4 separate regions of the Homo sapiens genome follow, and regions 1, 3 and 4 are each linked to region 2. A link is an interaction called in ENCODE POLR2A ChIA-PET data of the cell type or tissue named here. Cell type or tissue: GM12878. All regions are shown on one strand.

Region 1 (5,000 bases), 81 kb after region 2:
AATGCATGCATAGTCAAAGGTGGAAGACCTCAGGGGCACAGGGCACAGGAGAAAGTCAGAAATGCCACGTACCTGGCTCTGGAGGAAGCAGAAACTCCAGGGACCTCTGATCCCCTTGAAAGGGGGCCTCAGTTGTGTCTGTAACTGGAAGGGAAGCAAAGGCACTGGTCATTCAGAGTGGGACTGGGGAGTCTTGGGCCAGAGGGTGTGGCATGGGGGACGACACAAGAGGCAGGGCAGGTGGTACCTTCCTGTGGCTCAGGGCTGCTGCTGCTGCTGCTGCTCCCAATGTCTGAATGGACTGCTCCCCCACTGGCCCCCTCCTCCTCCTGCGGACACAGTGTCTTTTTATTTTTTTTCTCTTTTTTTGAGACAGAGTTTCACTCTTGTTGCCCAGGCTGGAGTGCAGTGGCGCGATCTCGGCTCACTGCTATCTCCGCCCCCCGGTTCAAGCGATTCTCCTGCCTCGGCCTCCTGAGTAGCTGGGATTACAGGCAGATGCCACAACGCACAGCTAATTTTTGTATTTTTAGTAGAGACGGGTTCTCACCATGTTGGTCGAGGCTGGTTTCGAACTTCTGACCTCACGTGATCTGCCAGCCTCGGCCTCCCAAGACACAGTGTCTTTCATTGGCCCACCTCTCCCTCTGGTTACTGTCCTGCCCTTAGGCCCACCCAGTTCCCTCTCCATCTCTTACATTATTGAGGGAGTCCTGGAGCACAGAGGGACTGAGTGTGCAGTTCTGCATGGCATCCTCTTCCTCCTTCCTCTCAGAGGACACAGAACTGTGCTGTCGCTTTGATGGTACTTTCTGAGTCCCTGGCTGGCCTGTGGAATTGTTGAGGGACAGAGAAAGGTCAGGGTCTTGAGCAAGGACAGAGGGTGAAGGAGAGGTCTGAGGCAGTGAAGGATGGGCAGGTCTAGGAAGGGAAACCTGGGTTGCAGCCCCCCAAGGGCATGGACAGGGCAGAGCTATAAGCCTGGGGGAAGCCTGCACATCTATCCTTCCTCCCCAGTCTGCTGAGTCTAGCAGTGGTTGGACAAGGGGAAACTCACCAGAGACGATTCCTGGTGGCAGCAACTGATACACCTTGTAGGGCTCAGCAACATCCATGCGGCCCCTCTCAGGAACCTCCTTAAATTCAGAACTCTTGTTGAGTGCACAGCGCAGGCGAGTCTTCCAGACAGCTGGACCTCCTGTGTCCCCCTCCTTATACTTTCCCTTAAATATTGCCCAGGCCTAGGAAAGAAAGCAAGGGAAGAAGAGGCAGTGTGTTACAGGCTCCACCTGCCCCTCCAATAGGACTGGCTTTACAGGCGTGCAGCTCTGAGCTCAGAAGGGATTATGCAGGGTCTGTGCTCTGCGTTGCCATCTTGAAATCCTTGGAAATTTTTTTTTTTTTTTTTTGAGACAGAGTCTCACTCTGTCACCAGGCTGGAGTGCAGTGGTGCGATCTCGACTCACTACAACTCCACCTCCCTGGTTCAAGCGATTCTCCTGCCTCAGTCTCCCGAGTAGCTGGGACTACAGGCATGCACCGCTAGGCCCAGCTAAGTTTTGTATTTTTAGTAGAGACAGGGTTTCACCATGTTGGCCAGGCTGGTCTTGATCTCTTGACCTCGTGATCCACCCACCTTGGCCTCCCGAAGTGCTGGGATTACAGGCGTGAGCCACCGTGCCTGGCCAATATCCCTAAAATTTTTGAACAAGGCCTCCACATTTTCATTTTGTACTGGACTCTGCAAATGATGCAGCTAGTTTTCCTCTCCAATCTGTCCCTTATCTGAAACCCAGGCAGACGCAAGTGCTCGAGGATGAGTGTACCAGTGTGTATACACCATCCCACACACAGAGGAACAGTGGTTTCCAGGCCCTTTCACCTTGAAGAAGGCAGCATCCTGGTCCTCCCGGAAGTCCTGCTTGCCTGCATGTTTCCAGGGAATCCGGAACATGGTCTTAGCTGTATCATCCCAGCACACTCCGGGAAACTGCCCACTCTCCACTTGCTCCACCACCCAGTTCCGGAGTTTTCGGGTGCAGCGTGCCCTGCCTGATGCCATCCTGGGGGATAATAGGAGCAGGATGCATCAGAACTGACACTTTGGGAGGGAACATCTCCTGAGACCCTGGCCATTGAGACTAGATTCTGGCAACAGGTCCCAGAGATCCCATCCATCTTCTTTTAGCTCCAAACACATTTCAACACTCTATGGGACAGAATTGTTTCCTTTCTGCCATCACTAGCAGTGACAAACAACAACAACAACAACAAAACCCCCCAAAACATTGTTTTTAGCACTCTAAGCTGTGATACCTGGAAGGAAACCTTGGGCACTGGTCTTAATTTTAGGACTTTTCAGAGATGTATTGTTTACAAAAGAATTCCTTTGGTGATCGTTCCTGGTGACAGGCCCTGTCTAGATTCCCGAGCATCAGCAGAGGTAGGTTCTGCTGAGATCCATCAGGCTCTTCACCCACCGCCCCACAGCCTACACAACCTAGCCTGACCCCCACCCCCTGCCGGCCCCAGGAGTAGGTGGGGCAGGAAGTAGGGGTGGGGTTGGAGCTGCAGCAGAAGTGGGCAGGGCCAGATGGCAAGGAAACAAATGGTCCACTGAGGCTGGGGCCAGGAGCCTTCTTCCTTGAACAATCCAGCAGTAGGTCCTCCTGACCTTTGCCTACAAGGGTCTGGGGAGCTGGCCCTTGTCAGTCTCACTCTCAGGCTGAATCTCCCACTTCCTGACTTAAGAGATCTTCTGTCTATCCCTCAGTCTAACAGAGCGACCCCTAGGACCCCCTGCCCTCAATCTGGCTGGACTTTCTAGCCCTAGATCCCAGGCTGACTCCCATCCTTGGCTGATCTTACCTGAGTTGCTGTCCAGGCTGTCGCAGGGCTCAGACGACCTCAGCTTAACTCCTGGCTGGGCGGCTGATCTCTCCGCCCCTTTCTACAGTCCCCACCCTAAGTTTCAGTTCTCCTCCAGGGAGGGCCTTTTCCCAGAAATCACGTGGTCTGAGTTGCAGGGAACTGGCGGCCACTAGAGGGCAGCAGCATCTGAGCATCTCACTATCAGGATGCCACTGTCGCAGCAGGGGGGCCCTGCCCTGCTGGCTCAGCTCCAGCCTGGCTCATTCCCCTGCCTCCCTCAGATACTCTTGCTTCTATCTGACCTCTGGGTGACACCGTGGCTTCCCCAGGGAGGCCAGTTTCCTGGAGTCAGGCCTGGGACCTCTGGACTGCTGTGTACACCTGTGCATCTGCATTCCCCCACAGTGCCCACCTGATACATATTGGGTGACTTCAAATACCAGTCAAATTCTATGAAAGGAAAAAAGGAGGCAGGGAGGGAGGAAGCCCAGGCCAGGCTGCTGGATGGGGAGGGCCTCCCTTGACCATCCAGGGTGTCAACTCCTTCCTGGTCCTGAGTCCAGGGAGGGTCAGGCACTAGGTTGCAGGGGGCCCTTTTCAGCAAAGCTCTGTTCACCCCGCTCTTTCCCTGGTGCCCCTAGATGGTGGCACCAGGAAGAAGGACCACCAAGAAGCCTGGGTGGTAAGATGCCTCTTTATTGGTGCTGGAGCTGTTCCTGAGGGAGCAGGCCATGGGACCCTCATCGGGACCCTTGCCCTCAGCTACTTCCGCCTGCGGGGGATACTCTGTCCCAAGGGTACCTCTTCTGTCAGCTTCTGCAGAAGGAGAGAGAAGGTAATGATATTGGAAGCCTGGAGCTCAGACACAGTCAGCACCAGGTGACTTCTGTAGGGTGGGTTAAGAGATGAGGCTGGGTGGAGGCTATACCTGTAACAAGCGGGCCTGGTAAGCAGGGGGATCCTCTCCAGCCAAAGGCTGGGGGCGTACGTGCAGGTAGCGCTCAGTGGCCGTCTCCAGCTCTTCCACCTCATACAAGGTGGCTGGGTCCAGCGAGTGGGCATTGATGAGGCTCACAAGATACTCTTTGTAGTGTGCCCTGGGGAGAAAAGGGAGCAGAATATTTGTTGTGTTGGCTAATATTAACTGAGTGTGTCTAACATAGCTGGACTCTGAGACACCTGGACGAACAAGATTAACAACCCACCTGTGCCCACACTGCCTGCTACTATCTACCCATGCCCTTGCCCAGAAAGCCTCCTCCCTCCCACCCACTGCAAGACCTACTGCTCCCAAGGACCCATTTTACTGCCTGGGCATGCCCTCACCACTTCTACCCACTGCCCAACACCATGCCCATGTCCTGCTGGCACTCACTGGCACAGGCCGGCATAGCCAGCTGGAGTTTCCTTGCCACAAGCTTCGTCCCTGAGCCCATTGGGAACCTCCTTCTGCTCTATCACTCGGCAGCCGCCTAAAGGTGAGGGAAGAAGGGAGCCTCTGTTGGGAGGCCAATGACCACAAAGCTCCAGAACTGGGATATCCACAAGGCAGGGAAGGCAGCCTCCAAGGAAGGGACCGAGCACAGCAACTCCTGCTTTCCCAGTGGTGCTGGTGGGTACTCAGAGGTGCCGTCAACGGCAGACCATCTGATACAGAGGCAGGGACCTTGTCCCTACTTTTATCCAAGCTGGCTTTTGGCTCATAAACACATACCCTCTTGAGATAGTGTTTTTTTTTTTTTTTTTTTTTTGGTTGTTATTTATCTCTTGACTAGTTAACTTATTATCGGAAGATCTTACCTCTTTTTTTTATTTTTATTTTTTAAATAGAGACAGGGTCTCACTATGTTGTTTGGGCTGGTCTCAAACTCCTGGGCTCAAGTAATCCTCTTGCCTTAGCCTCCCAAAGTGCTGGGATTATGGGTGTGAGCCACCACCACTCCTGGCTATTGGCTACCTCTGGTTTTTTTTTTTTTTTTTTTTGAGATGGAGTTTCACTCTTGTTGCCCAGGCTGGACTGGAGTGCAATGGCGCAATCTTGGCTCACTGCAATCTCCACCTCCCGGGTTCAAGTGATTCTCCTGCCTCAGCCACCCGAGTAGGTGGGATTACAGGTGCCTGCCACCACA
Region 2 (5,000 bases):
ATATTGAGCCACTGCATTCCAGCCTGAGCAACAAAGCAAGACATTGTCTCAAAAAACAAAAAAAACCCACTGTAACAGAAATGATGAATGTCTGTGATGGGCTCATCAATAGACTGGACATGGCCAAAGAACATGGTGCGCTTGAAGAAATGTCAACAGAAATTTCCAAAGCTGAAATGCAATGAGAAAAAAAAATGAAAAAGAACAGAATATCCAAGAATTGTAGGACAATTATAGAAGCTGTAGCATACACATAATCAGAATGGCAGAGAAGAAAATAAAGGAACATAAGAAATGTGGCAATAATGACTGAGAATTTCCCCCAAATTAATGACAGACACAAAACACAGATCCAGGAAGCTCAGAGAGCAGCAAGCAGGATAAATACAAAAAACAAAAAATGAAGATAGACTGGGCTGGGCAACACAGAGAGACACCCCTTCTCTACAAAACATATTTTTCTTTTTTTTTTTTTTTGTAGAGTCAGGGTCTCACTGTATTGCCCAGGCTGGTCTCAAACTCCTGGCCTCAAGTGATCCTCCCACTTCAGCCTCCCAAAGTTCTGGGATTACAGGCATGAGCCACCACACCCACCAAAAAAGATTTTTTAAAAAATTAGCCAGGGACTGCGTGCAGTGGCTCACGCCTGCGATCCCAACACTTTCGGAAGCCGAGGTGGGAAGATCGCTTGAGTCCAGGAATTCGAGACCAGCCTGGGCAACAAAGACTTGTCTCTACAAAAAATAGAAAAAAATGAGCCAGGCATGGTGGTGCATGCCTGTAGCCCCAGTTACTTTGGAGGCTGAGGCAGGAGGATCACTTAAGCCCAGGAGGCAGAGGTTGCAGTGAGCCAAGATCACTGCACTCCACCCTGAGCAACAGAGCGAGACTGTCTCCCCACCTCAAAAAAAAAAAAAGAGCCGAGCGCGGTGGCTCACGCCTTGTAATCCCAGCACTTTGGGAGGCCGAGGCGAGCGGATCACGAGGTCAGGAGATCCAGACCACGGTGAAACCCCGTCTCTACTAAAAATACAAAAAAGCCGGGCGCGGTGGTGGGCGCCTGTAGTCCCAGCTACTCGGGAGGCTGAGGCAGGAGAATGGCGTGAACCCAGGAGGCGGAGCTTGCAGTGAGCTGAGATCGCGCCACTGCACTTCAGCCTGGGCGACAGAGCGAGACTCCGTCTCAAAAAAAAAAAAAAGTAAAACAACAGAAGTTCATATCTACATAAGAAAGAAAGAACATTAGAGAAGGAATAAATAAAGGGAAAAAGGAAGATAACTAGAATTTCACACATATCCAATTTGGGGTACTTTGGGACTGGGTGTTTCTTGGGCAGTCGAATGTGCGGATCAGCTGAGACTGATCCGGGGCGGAGACAAGGATGTGTGAACCATTATCTCTGGGAATGGAAGACATGGGCTAAAGACGGAGCAGTTTCACTAAATCCTTGTAAGGTGGTCAAGGCAGGCAACTAATCCAGCCAACAATTAAGGAGTGTAAGCTGTGTGTTAGGTTCTGTGCTTGCTGATGGAAATGAGAGGCACCAGGAAGCCTGTGGAAGAGACAGTCAAGGAGAGCAGTCAATTACATTAGGGGGCTGACAAGTTCAGTGCACAACAGAATCCTAAAACAAGAAACTAATTTGTGTGTGTGTGTGAGACCCCGTCTCACTCTATCACTCAGGCTGGAGTGCAGTCACTGAAGCCTCAACCTCCCTGGCTCAAACAATCCTCCCAACTCAGCCTCCTGAGTAGCTGGGACTACAGGCGTGCCACTACGCCCGGCTAGTTTTTTTGATTTTCAGTAGAGACAGGTTATCGCCATGTGATCCAGTCTGGTCTGGAACTCCTGGGCTCAAGCGGATCGATCCTCCCCTCTCGGCCTCTCAGAGTGCTGGGATTACAGGTGTGAGTCACCGTGCCCCCAGCCTGTATTCTATTTCTTCTTCTTCCTCTTTTTTTTTTTTTTTTTTTCTTTGAGAGAGATTCTCCCTCTGTCGCCCAGGCTGGAATGCAGAGGCAAGATCGCGGCTCACTGCCACCTCCCGTCTACTGGGTTCAAGCGATTCTCCTGCCTCGGCCTCCCGAGTAGCTGGGATTACAGGCGCCTGCCACCACGCCCAGCTAATTTTTGTACTTTTAGCAGAGAAGGGGTTTCACCATGTCGCCCAGGCTTGTCTGGAGCTCCTGGGCTCAAGTGACCCTCCTGCCTCGGCCTCTCAAAGCGCTGGGATTAGACACAAGCCACCACGCCCAGCCTGTATTTTATTTTTTAAGGGCGGGCGCCCTCTTCTGTTTTATAAAAGGAACAGTCGAATTCCTACTGGAAGCGACGCGCGCAGAGGGGAAGGCTTTGTAGACGCCGGCTCGGGTCTGGAATTTAAAGAACTAAATTTCGATGGGTGAAGACAGTGGGAAAGGGCGGTGGCATGATCCTCGTTTTACAGACTAGGAAGTCGAGCCTCACGGGAGTGACGGGGCTTCTCCGCAGGCTCCGCGAAGAAAGCAAGGCTGGGAGGACCCAGACGAACGGCCACAACAGCCTCAGCGGCCACGACAGCCTCAGCCGCCAACTCATGTCAGCCGGCAGAGAGTGCAGGAAGCGGGCAGCTACAGCTCCGCTGGGGCGTGGCCTTCTGACGCACCGTCACGGTTCCCTCTGTGGCCGCCCATTGGCTCCCTCTTACCGCCCTTTTCCGGGGCAAGGGAAGCTAGTAGCGGAGCCGGAAGTGAGGCACCCTCGGGCTCGAGACAGCGGCGACGTTTAAAGCTGAGCGACCCAGTGCCACTGGAGACGGTCAGCTTCTCCACTCAGGCTCCTCCAGCCCGAGCCAGAAGACCCCCTCCCCCAGAATTCTGGGGGCCGATGGAAGGGAGCCGAGTCAGATCGCGAGGTACCCAGAGCCGACAGACCGGAGCGACAGGGAGTTGCCAGAAGCCCCGCCCCTAGGAGTGATCGGAAAGCCTCACCCATCCGGGTGAGGAACCCGGAGGGACCGCCTCCGGGCGGAGCCCGCCGACCATGGCTACGCCCCTGGTGGCGGGTCCCGCAGCTCTACGCTTCGCCGCCGCGGCTAGCTGGCAGGTTGTGCGCGGACGCTGCGTGGAACATTTTCCGCGAGTACTGGAGTTTCTGCGATCTCTGCGCGCTGTTGCCCCTGGCTTGGTTCGCTACCGGCACCACGAACGCCTTTGTATGGGCCTAAAGGCCAAGGTATTGGAGCAAGTAGGACCTGGAAGGGGAAAGAAAGAAAGGGGCGGGATGCGAGCACCTGACAAGGGCCCACAGCTTGGGGATGAGACTAGTTGGAAAAGGTCAGCTTGCCCCGAAGTGGGGATTCTGAATTCAGTACCGTACAGGTGGTGGTGGAGCTGATCCTGCAGGGCCGGCCTTGGGCCCAAGTCCTGAAAGCCCTGAATCACCACTTTCCAGAATCTGGACCTATAGTGCGGGATCCCAAGGCTGTGAGTAATCCCCGGAACAAGCCCTGACCCCAGTTACACTTGGTGCAGCAAAGTTGCTCCTCCTGTCTACTGGATGTTGGTGCTAACTTCTCTGTCTTCTGTATCCTCAACAGACAAAGCAGGATCTGAGGAAGATTTTGGAGGCACAGGAAACTTTTTACCAGCAGGTGAAGCAGCTGTCAGAGGCTCCTGTGGATTTGGCCTCGAAGCTGCAGGTGAGACTGGTTTGAAGGCTATTATGTGGCTATTTTCTCTAACCCATTTTTTTTTTTTTTTGAGGAATCTTGCTCTGTCGCCCAGGCTGGAGTGCAGTGGCACAATCTCGGCTCACTGCAACCTCTGCCTCCCGGGTTCAAGCGATTCTCCTGCCTCAGCCTCCCGAGTAGCTGGGATTACAAATGCCCAGCTAATTTTTGTATTTTAGTAGAGATGGGGTTTCACCATGTTGGCCAGGCTGGTCTCGAACTCCTGACCTCAAGTGATCCGCCCACCTCGGCCTCCCAAATGGCCAGGATTACAGGCGTGAGCCACCGTGCCTGGCCACTAACCCACTTTTGACCTAATCTCCCCTGCTGTAGGAACTTGAACAAGAGTATGGGGAACCCTTTCTGGCTGCCATGGAAAAGCTGCTTTTTGAGTACTTGTGTCAGCTGGAGAAAGCACTGCCTACACCGCAGGCACAGCAGGTTTCGCTGGGGCAAAACATGTAAGGGCAGAGTGTGGGGTGGCTGTTTCAAGGATTGTGGTCTTCATACCTCTGTCCCTGCCCACAGCTTCAGGATGTGCTGAGTTGGATGCAGCCTGGAGTCTCTATCACCTCTTCTCTTGCCTGGAGACAATATGGTGTGGACATGGGGTGGCTGCTTCCAGGTACTAGGAATTTGGAGGTGTAGTGTTTAGCCTGAGACCTTTTGAGGCAGTCCACTGGAATAGTTCCATGGGCTCCGGGCATAAGAAACCAGTTATTCTGTTACTATCTGTTCTCTTTATAAGGGGCCTCATTTTCTTTTTCAGAGTGCTCTGTTACTGACTCAGTGAACCTGGCTGAGCCCATGGAACAGAATCCTCCTCAGCAACAAAGACTAGCACTCCACAATCCCCTGCCAAAAGCCAAGCCTGGCACACATCTTCCTCAGGGACCATCTTCAAGGACGCACCCAGAACCTCTAGCTGGCCGACACTTCAATCTGGCCCCTCTAGGCCGACGAAGAGTTCAGTCCCAATGGGCCTCCACTAGGGGAGGCCATAAGGAGCGCCCCACAGTCATGCTGTTTCCCTTTAGGAATCTCGGCTCACCAACCCAGGTCATATCTAAGCCTGAGAGCAAGGAAGAACATGCGATATACACAGCAGACCTAGCCATGGGCACAAGAGCAGCCTCCACTGGGAAGTCTAAGAGTCCATGCCAGACCCTGGGGGGAAGGGCTCTGAAGGAGAACCCAGTTGACTTGCCTGCCACAGAGCAAAAGGAGTGAGTGGAACAGAGTTGCTTCTTACTAGGAGCACATTCTTTGCCTGCCTTCCCTTCATCCTAT
Region 3 (5,000 bases), 96 kb after region 2:
AGCAGGGACCAGGAGTGGAGCCTGGAGGGCAGGAGAGATGGAACATCTTTCCAAAAAAGACCAGGCTACATCTGAATCTGCTGTGGATGGGGGCAAATCACAAGACTACTTTTTAAACATCTGGACCCAAGGAAACAATTTTAATCTCTTTTAAAAAACAAAGAGGCCGGGCGTGGTGGCTCATGCAGGTAATCTTAGCACTTTGGGAGGCTGAGGTGGGTGGATCACTTGAGGTCAGGAGTTCCAGACCAGCCTGACCAACATGGAGAAACCCCATCTCTACCAAAAATACAAAATTAGCCGAGCGCGGTGGCGCATGCCTGTAATCCCAGCTACTCGGGAGGCTGAGGCAGGAGAATCGCTTGAACCCGGGAGGTGGAGGTTGCGGTGAGCGGAGATCGCACCATTGCACTCCAGCCTGGGCAACAAGAGCAAAACTCCGTCTCAAAACAAACAAACACAAAGGAAGATAACCAAGAAGACAGAGGAGCATCCCAAATTTCCATCAATATAGCTTCCTACCTGGTCCCCAATTTAGGACCAATAATACCTGGGACAGAGGGTGTGGTGAGGGGGCCAGGAGCAATCTCTCTCAATAGGGGGTCAAATTCTGAAAGCTGCAGCATCTGAAAAAGAAAGGGCAGGGAATGAATAAGGGTTTAGGGACACAGAGTCTCACAATTCCTGTTTCCTTTGTACACCAGCCCCTTTCCTGCCTTCCTTACATCATCTTCAACCTTGTCTTCCAACAGCTGCTCCAGTGCCTGCTGTCTTGGATGAGTATTCTGCAATAATACAGATAAAAACGGTTTCCAGCTAGACCCCTAGAACAAAGCCCTCCCTCTAAGCCCTGGTCCCTTAACATTCACAGAAGGAAAATCAGTACCCGGAGCTCCCAGAATGCTGAACTATGCCCATAGTTCAGCAGCACGGGGGTCCTCAAACTTACTTGAGTTAGGCTGGGCTCCCCAGCCCTGGTGCATAAGTCCATCAAGACTAGAGGAGCATCTCACCTGCAATAGCAGGCTGAGCTCTGTCCGAAGCAGCAGTACTTCCAGTGTGACTGTAGCAACCTGGTGCTCATCTGGCTCCTCCTGCCCTTCGGGGAAGCTCAACCCATCTGGTTGCTCCTCTGTGTAGCCATATAATCGCAGCACATCTCGGCCCCCCTGCCACACATTCAAACGAGTCACCACCCAGGAGGTTTCCTGCCTAGTAGGGCTGGACCCCTTCCCATTCAGCACAACCTCAGGCCTTTTCTAGCCAAACCCCAGCCCCCTCTCCCATAAGGCCAGGGGATTCACCTGCACAGCATCCACCGTGCTGCGAAAGACAGGGTTATTAAACTTGACACCACGCCAGTACCGAGGCCGCTGAGGGCTGAGAAGGTTGCGGCCGTATTTCTCCAGGATGTTCAGAGCCGTGGACAGGGTGTTGAGGTAGTTTCGGGGCTGGGAGCAAGGAGAGCAGAGAGGTGTGAGCGTGGCCTGGGCCTCAGGCCCTGGTGTCCCCCTTCCAAGCGGGGCCGGGCCTCACCTCCCCATGAGCGTTGCAGCGGACAAGGCGTGCGGCGTCCAGCTGCAGGTAGCGGGCGGCTAGCGGCAGAGAGCTGGCTAGTAGCGGCCGGAGCTGCTCCAGGGAAAACGCCTGCCCGGAATCCCTCCTCAGGGCGCTCGCCAGCTCCTCGCGGGCCACCAGGAAGGCCCGCTCCTCTTCCTCCCCCGGCATCCTGAGGCAGGAGTCAGCCCCAGCCTCGCCGCCCGCCAGGACCCGGCGCGGGCAGCGCGCGGCCCGAGCGCCGCCCCTCCCGTCTGGTGCCCGGCTTTGAGGCCCACCCCGGCCCACGCAGCCGCCCCAGGTCACTCAGACCACGGTCACTCTCCAGCCCCCGGCCCAGCGCCAGGGTTAGCCGAGAACAGGAAGTACTAGGAGAGAGGGTGGGACTGCGACCCAATTTCGGAGGAACGGGCGGGGCTTAAGGTTAAGGTTGGAGCGGTGTCAGGAAACCAGGGGGCGCGGCCAAGAGGGAGGGCCAGGTCCCAACCAATGAGAAGGCAAATGGCTCCTGGCTCCTCCCTCAGAGCGCGCCAGCATCTTCCCTCAGTCAAGCGCTCTTCCCCGCCTTCCCCCAATCTGGTTCCACCCCTTCCGGATAGCCGCAGGCGCGGGGTTATCCTATTCAGCTCAAAACCTTTCTTTTTCTAGCTGGACCAGTCCGGTACGCTCCGGGCCTCACCGAGGAAGTCCCACCCTGCAGGGGAACCGACTCTGGCCGGCCCTAACCCCTCTCGAGCGAGTCCCGCCCCATCTCCGGTCTGTCCTGAAGGCAGAGGGAAGACCCTCACCCAACCCCTGCCCGCTCTCTTCTAAGAGCTGCTAGTCCTTCTCCACCCCAGGCGCTCCCTCTGGCTGCCCCTCCCACTCGCTCTGATCTCTCTCCGTCCGCTACTTGCGGTCGAGCCTTCTTGGGGGAGCCCCGCCACTGAATACCCCCTTTGCCATACTCCCACCTCTCTTACCCCAACCCTGGACTTCCAGTTGGCCCTAGCTATAAGCCCCGCCCCTCTCCGAGGGACAGCCCCCGCTCCAGTCTCCGCGGTCCCACTTACCCTAGCCCCTCCCTCGGGCAGCCCCTGGACTGTGACCCAGCCAGCACCGCCTCTCCTAGTGGCAACTGGCTGGGAATGGCTGAGGGGCTACCTACTGCTTGCGGCCTGCCAGCGGGAGGAGGGGGGCGGAAAGAAGAAAGGGGGCGGGGTTGAGGGGGGCGGGCCTGGACCTGGGGAGTGAAAGCGAAAGCCCGGGCGACTAGCCGGGAGACCAGAGATCTAGCGACTGAAGCAGCATGGCCAAGCCGTGTGGGGTGCGCCTGAGCGGGGAAGCCCGCAAACAGGTAATGGGGAATCGGAGGCCAGGAAGGGGTCATAGAACCCTCTTGGGTGGAGGCCAAGCTGGGTGGTTCAGGGGACCAAGCAGTGCCAGAGAACTCCCCCAATCTCGCTAGTGCCTTCACTTCTCGGGGATTCCCAGATTCCTGCCTTCTGACTGCAGTGAGCAGGAGCTTCCAGGGAAAGCTAGTTTGTGGTGAGAAAGGCCTGAGCCACAGTTCGAGGGCACCCTGTTGTGGGTGGAAGCTTTTGACAACCCAGACCCTTAACCAACATCCGGGTACTGCTCTCTGTGTAGGTGGAGGTCTTCAGACAGAATCTTTTCCAGGAGGTAAGTCTCTGGATTTGAGCGATTTGACCCAGAATCTTGGACCAATACTTGAGGATAACAGCCTCTCAGAATGACCCCCCCAAGTCACCCTAGACTTAACCCTACTTCCCTTACCAAGCCTTCACCCAAAGTAACCCCGGAATTATTGATAGCTACCTTTAATCTGACCTTTCTTATGACTCTCCCGACTTCTGGCACTTCTCCCGTCTTTTGATGTGGAGGAAAAAAACCATGGCTTCCAAAGCAGGAATATCACAGTCCTAACCTTCGTTCTGCCATTTACCAGCTTGGGCAAGTCCTTTCATTTTCAGGTCTTCAGTTTCCTCATTTGCAAGTCTTGGACCCAGTGATTTCCAAAGGCCCTTCCAGTTCCATTTGTCAGACATCTCATTGAGCATATTCTGTGATTCCCCTCCCTTGCAATGTAACCCACAGGCTGAGGAATTCCTCTACAGATTCTTGCCACAGAAAATCATATACCTGAATCAGCTCTTGCAAGTGAGTAGTGTGGGCCCCTTCTGCCCCATCCTATGTCCTCTATCCCCTTTGCCCACCCTCTCTAGCTAACAACTGGATTCAGCATGCAGAGAATAGTTTCAAATAGTGGATTAGGAACATTAGGATGGCGTGAGGCATGAGCCTAGGTTGGGAGGCAGAGTGCAAGTGGGATGTATGGAGGGAAGGCTGTGACCTAGGATGAAGGGAAGAGGTTGGGCAGCCCTTGACAGTGAGCTCTGTGCAGGAGGACTCCCTCAATGTGGCTGACTTGACTTCCCTCCGGGCCCCACTGGACATCCCCATCCCAGACCCTCCACCCAAGGATGATGAGGTGAGGCACTCAGGGTGCAGGACTTGGACTATAAACCCAATGGAGAAGATAGCCCTTCAACCTCTGTGACTTTTCTAAAGCTACTTTCCCCCCTTTTTGCCTTAGATGGAAACAGATAAGCAGGAGAAGAAAGAAGGTAAGAGAGATAAGAGGTGACTAGGGAAGGGGTGATGGCACACTGACTACTGGATGAGAAAGGGCCTGAATCCCCTCTTTCTCACAGTCCATAAGTGTGGATTTCTCCCTGGGAATGAGAAAGTCCTGTCCCTGCTTGCCCTGGTTAAGCCAGAAGTCTGGACTCTCAAAGAGAAATGCATTCTGGTAAGCCTGGGAAATGGGGGAAGCAGAAAGAGAAGACACACAAGGTGAGGCCCTGGACTCCTCCGTAGATACAAGTCCTTCATACAGAGACCTAGTCCTGAAAAAGAAAACTTCCTTCTGTGCCTTGGGCTTAGATCCCCTTTGTTCTCCTCGTTCTGTTAGACCTCTCTTATCACAACGGTACCCCCAAAATTAGAGACTGTGCAGTATCCACTCTGTAACCTCAGAACCTACTGCTGTATTGGGTTCATAGTAGAGGTGGTATGATATAGTGAGTGAATTGTTTTAAAAGATTGGACCCTAGAGAGAGACTGCTTAGGTTCAAATCGTGATTCTATCAGTTACCTAGCTGGTAGCCTTAAGTAAGTCACTTAGACATTCTGTGACTCAGTTTTTTCATCTGTTAAATGGGTACAATAAATACATATCTCTGAAGGTTGCTGTGATGATTACATGAAATAAATACATGGCACAGTACCTGGTATGTAATAAGTACCCAATTAAATATAACTTTTTTTAGGAAGTGACAGTAATAGGAAGAACTCAGTATGTTTGTTGAATGATTCTTACATGATACCTCTTAACACAGGTGATTACATGGATCCAACACCTGATCCCCAAGATTGAAGAT
Region 4 (5,000 bases), 89 kb before region 2:
CTACTACAGCCTGAGCCAGCAGTACCCGCTGCTGCTGCTGCTGCTGGGGATCGTGCTCTGTGCGCTCGCGGCGCTGCTCGCAGTGGCCTGGGCCAGCGGCAGGGTGAGCCGAGCCTCTGCTGCGGGAGGGTCTCTACCTGGGGAGCATTTTCGGGGTTGGGGTTTGTGGGGTCTTCTTTTCGATGTGTTTTCGTTGCTGGGAGCAGAGAAAGAAAGGACCATTGAGCCTGGCTAGGAACTGCAGTGACCCTGGGCAAGTCACTCTACCCTTCTGGGTCTGCTCAGGGAGAAAGCTGAGTCCTGGATGCTTCTCGTTTCTGTCCGGGTTCTGACAGACTTTATGAACATCCGTGGTCTACGGGTTCTACAATAAATCCATCACCGGATTTTCCAGTTTTCCAAAGGGGAAATTCTAGGAGGCCCCTGGGGAATTCATTTCCTGCCTTTCTCTCCCTCTTAGGGGATGTAGAGCAGTTGTACCCACAGACTCCCAGAAGGCACCCTCCACCGGGCTCTCACTGAGTCCCAAAGTAAACCCATGTCCAGTTTCTGTTTGGGGAGGAAGAAGGTCTTCAATCCAATTCTAGAAATGGCCTGCCCCTGGTTTTCTTTTCACTGCTTGGAGGCAAGGTGGGAAAATCACCGGGCGCGGCCAATCCTTGCTGGTCCACGCCTAAATCCGGGAAGAGGTGGGGACAAAATGCTGGGACGGCTGTGCAGCTTCTGCTTGGAGTTGAGGCAGGTGGCGAGATCGCAGCCCTGGTGGCCAGGGAGGTGCGGGACGCCGCGGGTCCTGGCGCCCCCTGCTGCTCGAGCGCTGCCTCGCGCCGCCCTTCAAGCTGCCGGCCGCGGTCCCCGGCTCCGGGAATCTCCCGAGCAAATTGGCCAGATTTGGAGACATTCATTCCGAAGTGCCTCCTTGTGAGCTTGGATCTATCTTTCACTTGCTTCATGACGCTTTGGTTCCCGTTTGACAGATAAGAAAACTGAGGCTCAGAAACAAATAGGGGATGGGAGCCAGATCTTCTGGGTAGCTGTCCCAGCAAGATAATAGGTTGGACAACAGGAGGCTGGGCGCTGTGGCTCACGCCTGTAATCCCAGCACTTTGGGAGGCCAAGGCGGGAGATCGTTTGAGCCCAGGAGCTCGAGACCAGCCTGGGCAACTTGGCGAGACCCTGTCTTCTACTAAAAATACAAAAAAAAAAAAATTAGCTGGGCGTGGTGGCGGGAGCCTGTAATCCCAGCTACTCGGGAGGCTGAGGCATGAGAATCACTTGAACCCGGGAGGCAGAGGTTGCAGTAAGCCGAGATCGCGCCACTGAACTCCAGCCTGGGCGACAGAGCAAGACTCTGTCTCAAAAAACAAACCAACCAACCAACAAAAACCATACGAGACTGCTGAGTCTAGATAAAAGCAGTAGGACACAAGCAATTTCAAATGGTTCAACCTAAAGTGAATGGCAAGCGGAGGTGCCTTGCCTCCTTTTCGTACTTAGGCTTGAGACACCTTTCAGAACTGGGCTGAGGGGCTGGGCTGCTGGCTTTTCCTTTATCAGGTTCGTTCCTTCTCCCTGTCACAATCTTGCCTCACACACCCCTGCCCACAGGAGCTGACCTCAGACCCGAGCTTCCTGACCACTGTGCTGTGCGCGCTGGGCGGCTTCTCGCTGCTGCTGGGCCTCGCTTCCCGGGAGCAGCGACTGCAGCGCTGGACGCGTCCCCTGTCCGGCTTGGTATGGGTCGCGCTGCTAGCGCTAGGCCACGCCTTCCTGTTCACCGGGGGCGTGGTGAGCGCCTGGGACCAGGTGAGAGGGGCGGCAGGCGGGGCAGCGGGGACGGCCCGGGCTTCGATCCCTCACCAGGCCTTGAATAGCCCCACTTGGGCCTTCGGCTTCCCGCGCCCCGCCCCCAGGTGTCCTATTTTCTCTTCGTCATCTTCACGGCGTATGCCATGCTGCCCTTGGGCATGCGGGACGCCGCCGTCGCGGGCCTCGCCTCCTCACTCTCGCATCTGCTGGTCCTCGGGCTGTATCTTGGGCCACAGCCGGACTCACGGCCTGCACTGCTGCCGCAGGTGAGCACGCAAGTAGCACAGGCTGCGCTCAGGACGGCTCTGCCACGTGCTAGTAGGCTCCTTTTAGGGGGTTGTTGAGCTGTGACTCCAAGTCAAGGTGCAACGCTGGGCGCAGGATACCCAACCGTGCTTTCGCAGAGCTGGTACAACAGTGTGATGCAATGCCTGCTGTTACCAGAAGAGGGATCCAGGCCACACGGAAGGGAGTCGTGTCGTGGTTTACCCCGGGGACAACAGATGTGGTTAATGAAACCTTGACAGAGAATGAAAAAAAAAAAAAAAAAGTTTTGTGCGATGGGAGTGGGTAGCGACAGTGGAGTGGTATTCCAAGCACAAGAAACCTACCTGCAAACGTTTCCAGACCTAAGAGGTCGTGTTGGTGAAGCAGCCGAGAGTCTGGAGGAGGGAGCATCTGGGAAGGGAAACGTCCCTAGGGATGCCACAGTGTGGCACCACTTGTCCCACAATAGTTAGGTCCCTCACTGTAAAGCCCAGTCTTCCCCAGCCAGTCTTTGAGACCAACTCCAACTACACACGACAAGCACCCGGGTCCCGCGCCCTCTGAGGCTGGCCTTCACCCACAGTTGGCAGCAAACGCAGTGCTGTTCCTGTGCGGGAACGTGGCAGGAGTGTACCACAAGGCGCTGATGGAGCGCGCCCTGCGGGCCACGTTCCGGGAGGCACTCAGCTCCCTGCACTCACGCCGGCGGCTGGACACCGAGAAGAAGCACCAGGTCAGCCGGGCCTAGGAAGGTCAGAGCAGCGCTCCGAGGGAGGAGTTGCTTAGATTACATAACGGGGCTCCTCCACAAGTTGAGTGACTCTGGGCAGGTTTCTTGACCTGTTTCCTCTTTTGTATAAAATGTGGGTATTGCCCATCTTAGAAGGTTGTGAGGCTCAAACAAACCAAAGCTTATAAAAAGCACTTTAGAGCATTATGATATTAAGTGAACTCCCATTCAGGTGTTGATACTGGGAGTTTAGTCACTAAAGGTGATCAGTGTAGGATGGAGTGCTGGGGCCCTGCTGTGTGCAGCGGGAGGACCTGGGGGAGCACCCTGGGGAGCACCTAGGATGGGCAGTGTGGGCTCCTGAGTGATTTGGGGGACAGGGCCTCCTGGCTTTAGGGTGCAGAAGAGTTGGTGTTCATGGTGACCTCTTCCAGGAACACCTTCTCTTGTCCATCCTTCCTGCCTACCTGGCCCGAGAGATGAAGGCAGAGATCATGGCACGGCTGCAGGCAGGACAGGGGTCACGGCCAGAGAGCACTAACAATTTCCACAGCCTCTATGTCAAGAGGCACCAGGGAGTCAGGTATGAGGAAGAATGGCTGGAGGGGAGGGGCCTGTGGGCTAAGACCCTGGCCCTGCTGACACAGTCTGCCCTATGCAGCGTGCTGTATGCTGACATCGTGGGCTTCACGCGGCTGGCCAGCGAGTGTTCCCCTAAGGAGCTGGTGCTCATGCTCAATGAGCTCTTTGGCAAGTTCGACCAGATTGCCAAGGTCAGAGAAGACTTCCCTCCCCACCCAGGGACCCTCAAACATCCCATCCTGGGTAGCCCCTTCCAAGGGAAACTCCCACCTTATAAGATCCCAGGCCCACTTCAGTGCATGCAGGCCCCCAGATATTCCAGTGGAAGGAGGAAACCCTCTCAAACATTCCCAGTCATGAAGCTGCTCACCACACACCTCAAACCTACAGAGATCCCTCAATATCGCCACAGATGTCCCAAGTACAATGCCCCAAACATGCTCAGAGCCCCCACATATGTGTCTCTGGACACTACAACCAAATCTATAGAGACGTTCTGATATTCTAACCTTAGGAGGCCCTTCCAAGAGAAATTTCTGCCCTATGCAACCTCAGCCCAGCAACCTGCTTAGACTCCAGGGATGCCTCCAAGCAACCAATTCTTGGATTCCCCCCAACCTCTCAATCCTGAGACCACTACCACGTACTCAACTCTGGGTACCCCCTTCAACATGCCAAAAGTGGAAAGAGCCACAGCCATCCAGCCCTTGGGGAAACTCTTCTGAGAAAGAGATCTGTATGAAAGACAGTTAGCCCCATATCAAGTGAAAGGAGTCCCTAGATCTGATCTAGACACTACCCCACCTTGGAAGTTCTTCAGGAATACCCCGCTCGCTGCCCACTTTTCCCAACTCCCTCCTACCCTTCTGACCTCTAACCAGGTTCCTCTGCACACCCACATACACACTCCCAGGAGCATGAATGCATGCGGATCAAGATCCTGGGGGACTGTTACTACTGTGTCTCTGGGCTGCCACTCTCACTGCCAGACCATGCCATCAACTGCGTGCGCATGGGCCTGGACATGTGCCGGGCCATCAGGTCAGCTCAGGCGGTGGTCAAGAGGAATGCTGAGGGTGGATGTGGGGGGCAGCAGGCAGCTGACAGAAGTCCTCTTTGTGAGAATCTGGGGTGTCTCACAGGCAGGGCTGAGGGTAGGACTCAGATTGTCCCACACACACACTGCTCAGGAAACTGCGGGCAGCCACTGGCGTGGACATCAACATGCGTGTGGGCGTGCACTCAGGCAGCGTACTGTGTGGAGTCATCGGGCTGCAGAAGTGGCAGTACGACGTTTGGTCACATGATGTCACACTGGCTAACCACATGGAGGCAGGCGGTGTACCAGGGTGAGACCTAGGGCCCTAGGCAGCTACAGCAGAAGGCCAACCAGGCCTACCACAGGCTGCCATCCTTTCATTAGTTCCTTAAGATAAGCACAAGATGAGTACCTTAAGATAAGTCCCATATGGGGCTTGGGAGATCCTAGGGTGCAGGGAGGGGAGCTGGGAGGCACCTCCTGTAACACAGGCTCTTTCTTGAAGTCAGACATCCAGGAACGATCTTTAAAAGACATGAGATGTTTGTCAGTTCTAGGAGCCATGGGGGTGAT

The links. ChIA-PET counts read pairs that join two places held together with the same protein. Peaks named below come from ENCODE experiments on the same cell type or tissue, not always from the same donor. Only the 100,000 strongest peaks of a DNase experiment are listed, where the experiment ranks them.
Region 1: POLR2A ChIA-PET joins it to region 2 with 14 read pairs; 14 of 35 experiments call an interaction of 5 or more read pairs at or near these places.
Region 3: POLR2A ChIA-PET joins it to region 2 with 12 read pairs; 21 of 35 experiments call an interaction of 5 or more read pairs at or near these places.
Region 4: POLR2A ChIA-PET joins it to region 2 with 10 read pairs; 18 of 35 experiments call an interaction of 5 or more read pairs at or near these places.

Annotation. Positions count from the first base shown.
Region 1 is chr14:24,159,207-24,164,206 of GRCh38, reverse strand. RNF31 (ring finger protein 31) reads right to left here. Exons shown (of 21, transcript NM_017999.5): 19 at 4,247-4,343; 20 at 3,800-3,968; 21 at 3,552-3,687. The coding sequence ends at 3,634. It overlaps IRF9 (interferon regulatory factor 9), which reads right to left and starts at 2,942. Exons shown (of 9, transcript NM_006084.5): 1 at 2,869-2,942; 2 at 1,883-2,063; 3 at 1,058-1,241; 4 at 699-829; 5 at 248-329; 6 at 73-144. The coding sequence starts at 2,062. RefSeq lists enhancers at 1,777-1,836, 2,826-3,215. In GM12878, a CTCF peak has its summit at 3,040 (motif pointing right); DNase peaks (open chromatin) are centred at 2,616 and 3,026; H3K4me3 peaks cover 2,973 bases; H3K27ac peaks cover 3,798 bases.
Region 2 is chr14:24,240,355-24,245,354 of GRCh38, reverse strand. TINF2 (TERF1 interacting nuclear factor 2) reads left to right here and starts at 2,732. Exons shown (of 9, transcript NM_001099274.3): 1 at 2,732-3,214; 2 at 3,361-3,465; 3 at 3,579-3,680; 4 at 4,044-4,151; 5 at 4,239-4,335; 6 at 4,480-4,936. The coding sequence starts at 3,023. RefSeq lists a silencer at 1,798-2,092 and enhancers at 2,284-2,583, 2,754-3,013, 3,084-3,303, 3,964-4,493. In GM12878, CTCF peaks have their summits at 2,296 (motif pointing left) and 3,043; DNase peaks (open chromatin) are centred at 2,304 and 2,674; H3K4me3 peaks cover 3,388 bases; H3K27ac peaks cover 2,354 bases.
Region 3 is chr14:24,144,427-24,149,426 of GRCh38, reverse strand. PSME2 (proteasome activator subunit 2) reads left to right here and starts at 2,817. Exons shown (of 11, transcript NM_002818.3): 1 at 2,817-2,893; 2 at 3,187-3,219; 3 at 3,655-3,717; 4 at 3,962-4,048; 5 at 4,154-4,184; 6 at 4,272-4,369; 7 at 4,959-5,000. The coding sequence starts at 2,846. RNF31 (ring finger protein 31) reads right to left here and starts at 1,929. Exons shown (of 21, transcript NM_017999.5): 1 at 1,537-1,929; 2 at 1,305-1,451; 3 at 1,014-1,169; 4 at 726-785; 5 at 551-626; 6 at 1-21. The coding sequence starts at 1,728. RefSeq lists silencers at 1,662-1,891, 1,922-2,011, 2,712-2,771 and enhancers at 1,853-2,147, 1,694-2,194, 2,332-2,401. In GM12878, no CTCF peak of the experiment used is centred here; DNase peaks (open chromatin) are centred at 2,006 and 2,616; H3K4me3 peaks cover 5,000 bases; H3K27ac peaks cover 3,579 bases.
Region 4 is chr14:24,329,597-24,334,596 of GRCh38, reverse strand. ADCY4 (adenylate cyclase 4) reads left to right here. Exons shown (of 25, transcript NM_001198568.2): 1 at 1-103; 2 at 1,609-1,806; 3 at 1,914-2,075; 4 at 2,660-2,809; 5 at 3,241-3,389; 6 at 3,468-3,579; 7 at 4,302-4,429; 8 at 4,579-4,737. Among named protein-coding and RNA genes, the nearest start is that of ADCY4, 3.0 kb to the left of the region's middle. RefSeq lists silencers at 1-129, 790-889. In GM12878, CTCF peaks have their summits at 810 (motif pointing left) and 2,254 (motif pointing right); a DNase peak (open chromatin) is centred at 2,266; H3K4me3 peaks cover 940 bases.